Regions from separate parts of the Homo sapiens genome. Here region 2 is linked to region 1. A link is a loop called in an ENCODE intact Hi-C map of the cell type or tissue named here. Cell type or tissue: endothelial cell of umbilical vein. All regions are shown on one strand. Links, peaks and the distances in the headings refer to the core of each region. The heading gives the core; the rest is flanking DNA.

Region 1 (6,071 bases), core at 1,342-3,841:
ATGCTCCCTCAAAAGGCATGAACATTTGGACAGAGCTGGGGACTGAAAGAGAATGATGTTCTCTAGTTTCACCCATTAGTGAACCAACTAACAAATACAATGGTGTTGTTGTTATTCTTTTGCCATAAGCAACAGGACTCTGTGTGTGGGCAGCAGTTTAGTGGGGAGGAGGATAAGTCGACCCCTTTTTGTCCTATTGATTTTTTCCTATTTGCATGACTTGAGCAAATTAAATGATGCAATATGGCTTTTTGTTACAAAACAAAGTGAGAGATACCACCCAGACACATATGTTGATTCGTAGGAGCTGTTTACATGAGAATAGAGTGAAATCTACCGTGAACTGAGCATAAAAATTAGATTCAGCCTGGGTATTTTTTTTTTTTATTATGCCTGGGCCAGCAAGACTGAAGCACAAGTTTTCCAAGAGTCTCTCAGACCTTGACAACTGGCAGTGTTCTAACAGAGGAATTCTTAATTAAACCTAAAATGGGGAAAGGGAGGGGGAGCAAAGACACCTGATTGTTTATTTCACGTGCAGTGATTGTTAATGATGTGAGCCAGCAATGATTCCTTGGAGTACAGTAGATACCACCCATGACTGCATCTCCTGGCAAGAACGATATTGCAAACTCAAAAACAAGCGTGCCTTTACAGTCAACAAACACCATGTTAGTATTTAAACTTATTAACACAAGGATAACGTAAATGCCATTACTCTTAAAACAAATTCTTAGAGTAGATCTTCCAAGACACCAACTGACCCTGAAAGTCTGAATTTATAATGTTACAAAATGACGGAGAATCGTCTCAGTTTTATGTGATAAATAACGCCCCAGCAAAATCTTTCGCCAGTTTTTTTCAGGTCCCTAACCGGAGGACCAGGAGTTCCTTTCTGTTGGTTTAACTAATGTAATGCAAGACACCCCCCTCTGACGGGGCTGGGGATCATAAACCAACCATGCTTCAACATCCTTTACGATTCAATCCTCTCCCTAACCGAGCACGTGGAGAAAACAGCACAAATCTTTTTACCCTAGAAAAATAAGCCGGAAACCACAGCCACCTTAATTTACAGTTTCACCGCAGCCAATGCCCCATTCGATCCAAAACACACTGTTCATCGCGATTCTTTTAAAATATTTACCCAGCCCAGGGTGCGGGTACCGCAGAAACGTCTGTTTTCAGAGATAGGCAAGTTTGCACAGCATCCCGACCGCGGACTCTGGGGGAGGAAATGCTACTTGCTTACCCCAGAGGAACACACAACGGAATCACGTTAGCGCTATAGAAAAGTTATGGAAAGAACTCCCCCAAAGAAGTTTTGACCTTCTTACAACCACCGGCTTTGCCAGAGCCACAGGGAACCCCACCCAGCCAATATGCCAAGTACGCATCCGTGAAGCCGGTGAGTGCCTACCTTATTCTCCAGGCGCCCTAGCCCCGGGCTGTCACTCCGCAGGCAGCAGGACAGCCGAGGGTAGAAGCCACCGCACAGCATCTCTCCCCCACTCAGCAGCTCCAGCTGGGACATCATCCTCCTGTCTCTCCTTTTCAGGCGCTTCGGGGGGTTCCCATTCAGGCACCTTCTCCTCCTTGCTCCGCTCCCTTCGTTTCTTTCCCCAAACTTAGCATCTCCTTCAAAGAAGCCCAGAGCCACGGCCAGCAGCAGCAGCTTAAAGGAGAGCATCTTCAGCATCGTCTGCCCAGAGCAGCAGGGGCTGGGCGCGGGAGGATGGGGGGGAACGCCACTGCCCAGCAGGGGCACTAGGGCGCAGCTCCAGGAGGAGTTTGCGGGGCTGTAGGGCACTCCAGAGACAGAGGGAGGTGGCGGGGACAAAAATATGTACAGCGATGCAACTTTGCAAAAAATAAAAGACGCGGCGATGGGTCCAATGCCTTAGGGGAGCCCGAGGAGCGAGATAAAGTTGTGCGGATGACACCGTTTGCAGTTGTGCCAGTGTCAGTTGGGTTGGGGGCTTTCTGCTGCGGCTGGGAAGTGGGAGGAGGAGAAGGAGTTGGAAGAGGAGGAAGAAAAGGAGAGGACAGCCACAGATGTTCACTTGTCCGTGTAACGGGAGTTGTTTAGGTGGGACAGTAGCAGGAACAGAAACGGCGACGGCGGCGGCGGGGCAGGCGGAGGCAGGGCCAGCGCTGGGCTCTAGATGATGCTGAGGTCTCCTCTGCCGGCGGCTGCAGCTTCTCACACAGCCTCTCATGTTTCGTTCCCTCTTTTCTTCTTCTTTTTAACTAGCGCGCGGGGAGGTGCTGCCACAGCGCGCCCCTTGACGTCACCGCTTCTCGCGCGCCCCCGCCCAGGGTGGAGGGAAGGGGAGGGGGCGGCCCCCGCGCGAGCGCGTCCCCCGGGCCCCGGCGGCCTCCCTGCTGCGGCGGGGAGGGGCGGCTAGCCGCGACGGCGGCGGACGGAGGGGGAGGGCCGCGAGCCTTCGGAACCAGCCTCGAGGGTGCTGAACCCCGCGCGCCCGCCTCGCCGCGGCCCCCGGGTGGGGGCGTCCACGGCCCGGGTTCCCGGCGGGCTTGGGGCAGGGACGCAGTCCGGAGATTCCGGGACTGCCCGGCTGCTGCAGCCCGCAGGCTCCTCTCTCCTCCCCGCTTCCCCTCCGCACTGCCTGGGCTAAAGGCGGCCAAGCTGAGGCTCCGAAAGAAAGTAAGTAAGAGTGGGCCGTAGGAGGTGGGAAGGGAGGGACCCCTTCCAGGGCCATCCCCACCTCAGCCCCCCGGCCCGCCCCTCGCCCCGTGGGAGGGTGAACTAAGTGGGCTGGAGCGGACGGGAGGGAGCTTTTGGGCCCCTTTGTCTCCCCCAGCCGCACTGACACCCCCATTTTCCACACTGATTTTCAACGTGAAGCTCAAGTCCTCAAAGATCTTTCTTGGGGTCTGACTTAGAGGCAGGGGGACATCCCAGATGCCGTTGAGTAGGCTGAGATGGTTTGGAGACTCATCCTCGCCGGAGGTCCTGCAAGCCACTGAAGTGGCACAGACGCGTGTGCGCGGAGTGGGGCGGTGTGTCGGGCCACAGGCCAAGCCCAAGTCGGCCTCCCAGAGTGTTTGCCACGGTTTGGGCGGGTTAGTCCCCGACGCCCCTTTCAGGTCCCCACATGTGTTCGGGAATAAGCCGGGCCCCGCTGGTACCATCTGGGAACACAAGTTCTTGGGCCGCAGGTGGACGGAGAGAGAAGCTGGGCGCGGAATTAGTGTTCGTTTTAACACACACAAACACACACACACACACACACACACACACACCTGCACGCACGCGCGCGCAGTCCCTGGGGAGAGGTTCCCCTGGGTGTAGAAACAGAGGCGTTAGATCTGGAGAAAGAATTAGATGCAAGTCTGAGGGCATCCAGAAGCGCTGTGCTCTACTTATCCCCGTGTATACAAGTAAATTAACCTTTTCCCCAGCTAGACAAAGTCTGTGTAAATAGTGTGTCTAAAAAGATGTCTACGTTATCAGGAGCGGTGACTTGAGGTTTACTGGATCCCTGCAAGTTGGCATCAGGACGAGCTTCTATAGGGTTGCCCACAAAATGCGCTTCTAGCCCACTTGGGTATTTAACAGAGAAGCTGATTTCCCAGAAGATGGGCTTTGATGAGGAGATAAGGCAGTTGTCCCATTTTGGCAATGGAGGAATGTTCACCACATTTGGGTTTGCTTCACTTGTTGGACATTGATTTCGCCAAGTGATTGCAAAAGTTGGTGATGGTTGAGGTGGGCAGTTGATTAAATTAATCACTTCTGGTCACAGTGGCTAGGTAAGGCTTCTGTCTTTTTCACTTCCTGAGCCTGGATATTAGTGAAGTTAGGTTTTTCCCCAAAGAGATGACACATCAGAATAACTGAAAAGAATCTGCTAGGATGTTTGGCCCAGTCCTCAGCTAAATGTAGAGCCCCCATGACATATTTAACATTTTCCCCAGGGGCTGTTGTATACACATGACTTCTTCATGCATGTGATTGTAAGTCCACTTTGGATCTCACATACTTTTTTTTATCTGACATTCTTTCTGCTTTGAGGACTTTTAATATAAAATTAATCAGAAAGCAGTAAGCACTTTAAGACTTTAAACTCATTAATAGATCTCCAGATGAATCTCATCAAATTTAAATCACTTGCACAATTTCATCTCATTAGGTAGTTTGAGAATAAGGACTCGGATCCAATCTGGGGTGCTTTCCACTATCTAACCCTTTCTTCCCAAATTCCAGTTTTATATTCTTTTTCCAAAATAAAAGTCCTTCTAAAATCGTATTTCAGTAGTTTGAGCTCCTACTCTGATAAATTCCTGTTAGTAGTTTTGAAACAGGCCTTTCTTATGGCTTATACTAAGGCCACTTAAAGGTAAATTTATTTTGGTTTTAAAATACTATGCATCTGTTATAACCTACGACCCTAAGATATAGAAAGTTTATAAAAGATTACTGAAATAAGACATGCTTGTTATTTCTTGATATATGGAAATTAGAATTGATTTCATATACTGTTTGTCCTGAAAGTCAATAAATTGGGTCACTTAGGAGATAGCTTGAGCTTATTCTTAGTGTTACTGATATAATTTCTAAACAGTTACTAAGCAGTGTTATACAAATGGACTAACTTCTGATTTGTTTTTTCCAGAGGGAAAATTGCAACCCTTGCCTACAACCAGACTGACAGCATAATTTCTTAGGAATCAAGAATCAATACAGGGTTATTTCTTTAGATTAAACCTTAAAAGCCCCCTTGGAGGCTGAAGAAGCAGAGGATAGCCATGCATACACTTGAACGTGAAAAATGGTCCTCTTTCATTGGAGAGGTCTTCCTCTTCAGCTAAACCGACAGAGTGGTGAAAAGAAGAAGGGACCCCTTGTTGACCAAAATAATCCAGACAAATCAAATCGGCCCTTTCCAGCAAGGAGTGGAACAGCCCAAGGGTGGCTAGATCACATCTTCTGCTCACACCACCACTGAGCAACCCTCTCCAGGACTGCCACCTATGCATAGGTCATGCCCTGTGCAAGAGCACATAAAGTGGGAGCTGAAGTCCTGCCCAGGCTCCATTCACCAAGCAGAGCTTATGTTGTTGTGTGTCTGTGTCTACCCAGAGGATGTGGGTCCTTTTTAAAATGTGCACCAATGCATCTTGTATGAGCTGGCACCAGCTCGGACCATCCCACCCTCATACCCTGGTCCTATCCAGGGTTATATTCCCTACTTTAGAAGAATTAATTATTTTTATGAACGTATTTAGTTTATTGTAAAAAATGAAATATATGACACAAATTGAAATTAATTTCAGAGGTAAAGGTCAGAATATTACCATGTATGTGAATTATGTTTGTATGTATATGTATATATCAAGAGAGTTATATGAATATACATTTTTGTGTATCAGAAGTGAGGACAATTTAACTTTGTTAAGTGTTTGAAATAAAATTATTTTGAGTTTTGGAATCAGTTTTATGTATGGATTTCTGGCCTTCACAGAAATATGTACTATTTAATTCCATTTCAACAAATATATATTAAGTGTCAGGCACCGTGCTAAACAGTATGTATATAGTACTGAAAAATAATGCAAACACCCTGCTTCTAGGTAGTTAATAATCTAGTATAGAAGACAAATGATAAGGTCACAAATAAAATTACAGTTATAAATTGTGGTAAAAGGTATGAAAGAAATGCTAAGGTACAGAATAACAAAGCACACCTATTTCAGATTAAGTGACTGGAAAAAACTTCTCTGGGAAAATGACATTTCAGTTGAGACTTAGGATGACTTGGAAGGAGTACGAAGTGACTCCAACCACTGTTTAAAGTATAGGATCTTTTGAGTTCAGAATATAATTTGATACATTTGAGGAGAAGTGCAGAATAGATAACTCAGAATGGAAAGGCTAGAGGCCAAATTCGTAGATTTTTAGTTTATACACTCCAGGTAACTAATTAAGTTAGTGCCATGTATTTGTCATTTCCTTTTGTTTTTGCAAGTGCTCTTTCTTTCCTACCTTATACTTATCCATCTTTGTCTCTTTCTTTAAATTCTGGCTTAACAGCAACCTCTTCTAA
Region 2 (6,071 bases), core at 2,350-4,849, 64 kb before region 1:
TAAACATGCATTTATTCTATATGTGAAAATGTTGTAACTTAGTCAAGTAATATCTTCATTTAAAATATTTTAATGTTCTGTTTATAGAGTTGTGTGGATAACAAAGTCTATTTCAATAACTCCTGATTACATGTGTATAGTCTTGTGTCTCTATCTTTCTGTGCAGGCCATTACATACTTGGATATCTGCATGCTAATTGTAATGGAAAAGCTCTAAAGCTACTTGCAAATTAATCTGAAAATTACCTTTTATGTATTTAAGATCAAATAAGTCATTATCAACAGATTTTATCAAAAGCTTTTGTGAAAAGATAGTAATTTTTAACGACCTCTTACCCTCCCATGTGATTATGGTGTATATGAGACTACAAAAAAGTAGAAAAGATAAGAGAAATTTTAAATAATGAGCACACTGAGAGGTAGCATAATTGAATAATTAAGGTCACAAACTCTGGAGTTAGGCTGGTCAGATTCAAATCCAGACTCTGCCACTTTGTGTTGTGTGACAATTAATCTTTCTGTGCCTCAGTTTCCTCATTTGTACAATGTGGCCAATGATAGTGCCTATCACATAGAGTTGTTCTGTAAAGGAAATGAGTATAAAGTGCTTACTACAGGGTCTGGCATGTAGTAAGCACTGTAGATGTGTTTTAAAATAAATAAATGTAGTGCTGTTAATATTGTAACCAATTTTAGCTTAACCTCAATTAATGTGACTGTAGAATTTTGTTTAATCTACAAATGTAGCCAAAATTCCATCGAGCTAGTGACTCATTAGTTTTTTTTTTTTTTTCCAAATCACATTACTCTTTGGTTTGGCTTTTAAAAGATGCGCGTGCACACACACACACACACACACACCTGAAAAAAAAGTAAAATAACTGAATACCACATGAACTAACACAGCTGCTTCATTCCTGGTGTTAAATAAATATCTGTATTGAATGAGTAAATAGAAAAAGCAATCAATTTAATAATCTTAATCTACTGTGTTTCCTGAATCATAATAATGGTTGATATATTGCTTCCTTCAAAAGGAATAAATACTAAAATATTAAAAAATACTAAGTGTTTTGAACTTTATTATTATCCAACTTTATATTTTTACATGTTCTCTCTAAATATTCAAGTAATCATGTTATTAAAAATACTGCTTAAATGTCCCATTCCCATGACTTGTTTTTCAAGTTGATTACTTTGTTTTCTCTAAGATAAACATTTTTTAAAAAATTACATTCTTATTTGAATCACTTACAATTTTCCTAACTGCTGAGACAGGCATGTTGGATATTGAGAAATGTCTTACTTTTAACACTTGTTTTTTCTCTGTATATAAGATGTTAAGACAAGCTGCTCTCCCCTACTGAATAGAACTTATTCATCTTGATTCTCTGATGAACAAAATATAAGCTGCTAACTTTTGAAGGACGGTTAAATTTTTTGGACCTACTGAGAACCTTTCAATCCATGGTAATTAACCAGATGGAACCCTCAGGGCTTGTAAGAGTCACTGGAGCTTTAAAAAGTGAGCAATTTACTCCTGCATGATTGTTAGGCCAGTGTTTTTATGCTTTCCCAAATGCTCATTTTTCAGAAATCCCTTTCTCTTCAATTACTAAATATACTAAGACAAAACTTGAACTAAAGCAAAATCAGCAAATTATGCTCTACATACCATAATCTTTCCCCTTTATTATCTGTAGAATTCTGGCTGATGATCTGTTTTTTCCATTGGAGTCTGAACACAGTATCGTTAAATTGATGTTTATATCAGTGGGATGTCTATCCACAGCACATCTGCATAACAAGAGGGGATACACATTAATTCCTACCGTGATCTTTTCCAAGCTCAGACTGGAGATTCCTGACATAGGAAGGAGCCCTTTGTGGACTGGCAAGGATCCTATGGCAATTTAGTTTGGATCTTCTAGAAAGCACTGAAGGAAGTAGTCCGATGTGTTTGCTTACTTGGTTGAAGCTTAATCTCTGGAATATATTTCTTAATTTCTCTTATGATTTATAATTTCTTATGTTATAAATATGCACACTGTCTTAAAACAATTGTTAGTCTGTTCTTAAGGAATATCACATGTATAATACACTGGTAAAGTATTGTGAATAAGAATCGGTGTCACCATCCAGGAACAGAAAACCAAACACCGCCTGTTCTTACTCATAAGTGGGAGTTGAACAATGAGAACACATGGACACAGGGAGGGAAACATCACACACTGGGGCCTGTTGGGGGGCGGGGTGCAGGGGGACGAAGAGCCTTAGGACAAATACCTAACGCATACGGGCTTAAAACCTAGATGACGGGTTGATAGGTGCAGCAAACTACCATGGCACATGTAAACCTATGTAAGAAACCTGCAAGTTCAGCACATGTATCCCAGAACTTAAGGTAAAATAACATAAAAAAAACAACAGTGTTACCATCAACTCATCTCTGTGCCACACAAAACAGTACTAGTTATAACATTAATTTTGGGTTTCTTACATGAAATTGCTGCATTCTAAAACTTAGGCTGCTCTAACACAGGAAAACATGTGCTTTAATTCCAGGAATATAGTAAAGCTGGTCCCTACAAATATCGAGGTCTTTTACGTTGACTCTGTTTTCATGTTTTCCATCCCTAATCTGGGGGCCAGAGTATCTCTGTGACTTAAGCCACTGACAGGAAGCTCCATAAGGGGAGGACTTGCAACTTCATCACTATCTTCCTGTTATCTGGTTCAAAGCCAGGAATATAAGAGGGGTTCAAGGTTTGTGGAATGTTTCAATCACTGAGGGACTGGGTATGAGGAGCTTGGGTTGGGGGAAGAATGAAGTTATATAATACAATTTTGGAAGTTATCAAAAGTGTGGAAAACAGGCTTGCATTGTTTTTAGGTTTCTCTATCTTGGCACTGCTGACATTTTGGGCCAGGTAATTTTTTGTCTGGGGAGGCTGTGCTGCCAACTGTAGGGTGTTTAGCAGCATCTCTGGCCTCTACAGGCAAAATGCCAGTAGCATCACTCCCTCACCCCCATCACACTCTAATTGTGAAAACCAAAAATGTTCCCAGACATAGCCAAATGTCCCCTGGGGGTAAAATTATCCCATTGAGAATCACTGTTCTAGGCCAACAAAATATATTAATTACTTAAAAACAAAATGAAACCATTGGAGCTAATAAAGAAATTTAAAAAATAAAATAAAAAATTGAGAGTTGGTGCTGGTTCTTAAGAGACGTAAGAGTCATGTAGAAATTATAAAAGAACAAACAAAAAACAAAACATAAACTCTTGGCTCCCAATGATCTCATTCATGATAGGGAAACCATAAGCGTGACCTGCCAAAGATGGGTTAGTTGTTCTGTGGCAACAGTCCCTTTATTGTCCTCTCTAGTTCAATGATTCACAGAAGACAATGCCTGGCAGGGATCATGATACAGTCATGCTGTGACTTAAGGTGGAACTAAATCCATAGTGGAGAGAACATTTTCCTCTATTACCTTTCTTTGAAGATAGAGAAACTATGAGAAAAAGAGGTTTGACTTGTTTCCAACAAGAAACAGCAAATCTGGAAAGCAGGCCAGGTAGAGTTGCTGGGGGCTTGGAGCTATGGCTCTGGCTGAATACCAGGTCCACTAAGAACTGCTTGACCCTTGTAACCTTCAGTTTCTCATGTGAAAAAGGGCCCTGCCAGTGAAACTCTCTGGGTGATACTATAATGGTGGATACATGTCATTATCCATTTGTCTAAACCTACAGAATTCACAACACCAAGAGTGAACCCTAATGTAAACCATGGGCTCTGGGTGATTATGACGTGTCAATGTCAGTTCATCAACTATAACAAATGTTTCTCTATGGGGGATGATCATAATGCGAGAGACTATGCATGTGTGGAGGTACGGGTAATATAAAAATGTCTATACCTTTTTCTCAATTTTGCTGTGCATCTATCACTGTCCTTTAACTAGTCTATTAATAAAAGGGGAGTGGGAGAAGTGGGGCTGATGGTGAGCCTTGCTGAGAAGCAGAGAGGAGATAAAGTACACAAGATACTTAGTTCAGCACCCCACAGCAAGTGCTTAATAAAAGTTCCCTTTATTTTTAGCCAATAATTAATTTAGTTTTCTTTCTGCTTTATTAAATCGTCTTCTGCTTAGAATACTTTTGGAGGGAGGTGGAATATAAACACCAACTTTTCCTTCAGCCCTCTGCCACCAGAGGTGGGGAGGCTCCGCAGCACAGGCATCTTGCCACACATCTGGTCTGTAAAGCACCTCATCCCATGTTTTTGCATTGAGGTTCAGGACCCCCAGGAAGGTTGTGAGAAAGCTCCAGCGGGATTGTGGTGACTCAGGCTGCCTGACTTCAAAGTGTTGCTTTGTGGTGGTATCTGTGAGTTCTGAGCTCTAGGAATGGAATGTGACAGTTTCCTCCACATCCTGAACCCACCTTAAGTATTCCCTGTCTCACAGATTTTAAGATCTGCTGAGATGCCAAAAAGGAAATGAACTGTAGACTTGGGTTTGATGGAGGAGAGATGAAGGGCATGAGGGATTATAAAAATAAAAAGTTTGAGAAATATTCACCTTGCACATAGTGAACACTCAATAAACATTAAATGGTAATAATAACCTACTTAGTGAATAAATGGATGTGGCCAGATATCCCTGAGTATGAATAATAGACCATAGACTGGATGAAGCTTTCGTTACTGAAATTGCTGTATTATACTTCATAGCATTTTTACAAAATGTACCCCAAATTTCCCACCCTACATACTTTTTAGTTTTCCTTTGTTTTGGTTCATGGTAGTACCAACAGTTAATATGGAGTCCTTTAGTATTTGCAATGTTTTCAAAGTGAAATAAAAGTTAATATTTAGCTCAACTCCTTGCAAATTAACACTGCAGCATCATATTTAAGTGAAGCTATGATAACAAGAATTGCAATTCATTTAAAACCTACCAGGAGTCAGACACACTATTTGGTACTTTACTTACAGATTTTTATTTAATCATAGCAAGGCAGTTATTATCACCGCCATGTAATATATAAAGAACTTAAGACTTAGTGGGATTTAAGGAGACAAATCAAAAAGTTGATCTCTCTAAACTGTTCAGATTAAAGTCTTGGTCATTATACTAGTCCAATAGTGTTTATCTGATAATAACCTCTCCACATTTTAAGGTGAAATTTTCTCCATGAATTTGTCCTTTTCGTTGTCTAATCTGCCTTCTCAATCTGCTTCTCACAGTAATAGAAGACAGTGTGCTAAATACTCACTTGAGTAATGACCTGTTGTGACTTTAGAGGCATGGCCTTAGATACTACCTTTGGCTGCTCTGTGATGGTATATGCTCTATGCTATATTTTCCCAGTTCTCGGATCCCCGCCTGGCTTAAAAGCCAGTGAGAAGACAGACTTGTGTTCTCACCTGCCTGGATCGTGGAGCCCATGAGCAAACACTTCGGGGGGCTGGTTGGTGCTGTTGAAGTGTGGGTTGCTCCTTGGTATGGAATAAGGCACGTTGCACATGTCTGTGTCCACATCCAGCCGTAGCACTGAGCCTGTGAAATCACTGAGAAATTGGGGGACAGAGTATGTGTTTTACATTTTCATTATATATTTCACCTATATTAAATATGGTGAGGTTGCTCTATTGATGAAAAAATCATCCCCTTAGTTGAAATAAAATATTAAAGTGGCTGGATGCAGTGGCTCACGTCTGTAATCCCAGCACTTTGGGAAGCCAAGGTGAGAGGATTGTTTAATGCCAAGAGTTCAAGGCCAGCCTGGCAACATAGCGAGACTCCATCTCTACAAAAAATTTTAAAATGAGCCAGATGTGGTGGCATGCGGCCAGGCGGATCTCTTGAGCCCAGGGGTTTGAAGCCACAGTGAGCCATAATGGTGCTGCTACATGCTGGCCTGAGCAATAGAGTGAGACCTTGTCTGAATAAATAAAGGAATAATTAAATAAAATAAATTCCTTATTGTGGAAAATGAAACTGGGCCGTTCCAGACAAGCAACTGAACCAAGACACTGTGTGATGGTGGCTGAGGACTGTGG

Evidence for each region. Hi-C counts contacts between places; a loop is a spot of excess contacts. Peaks named below come from ENCODE experiments on the same cell type or tissue, not always from the same donor. Only the 100,000 strongest peaks of a DNase experiment are listed, where the experiment ranks them.
Region 2: a loop joins it to region 1, with 3 times the contacts of the local background. A loop is called at or near these places in 8 of 110 quality-filtered maps.

The regions. Positions count from the first base shown.
Region 1 is chr4:144,642,304-144,648,374 of GRCh38, reverse strand. HHIP (hedgehog interacting protein) reads right to left here and starts at 2,219. Exons shown (of 13, transcript NM_022475.3): 1 at 1,421-2,219. The coding sequence starts at 1,699. It overlaps HHIP-AS1 (HHIP antisense RNA 1), which reads left to right and starts at 2,356. Exons shown (of 2, transcript NR_037595.1): 1 at 2,356-2,668; 2 at 4,641-5,459. RefSeq lists enhancers at 1-448, 1,689-2,254. In endothelial cell of umbilical vein, for the core only: no CTCF peak of the experiment used is centred there; DNase peaks (open chromatin) are centred at 1,754, 2,314, 3,404 and 3,764; H3K4me3 peaks cover 2,500 bases; H3K27ac peaks cover 2,500 bases.
Region 2 is chr4:144,707,676-144,713,746 of GRCh38, reverse strand. HHIP (hedgehog interacting protein) reads right to left here. Exons shown (of 13, transcript NM_022475.3): 7 at 5,436-5,579; 8 at 1,676-1,797. The region is part of intron 1 of LOC124900791 (a long non-coding RNA gene); the gene reads left to right. Among named protein-coding and RNA genes, the nearest start is that of HHIP, 65 kb to the right of the region's middle. In endothelial cell of umbilical vein, for the core only: no CTCF peak of the experiment used is centred there; DNase peaks (open chromatin) are centred at 3,396 and 4,386; H3K27ac peaks cover 2,500 bases.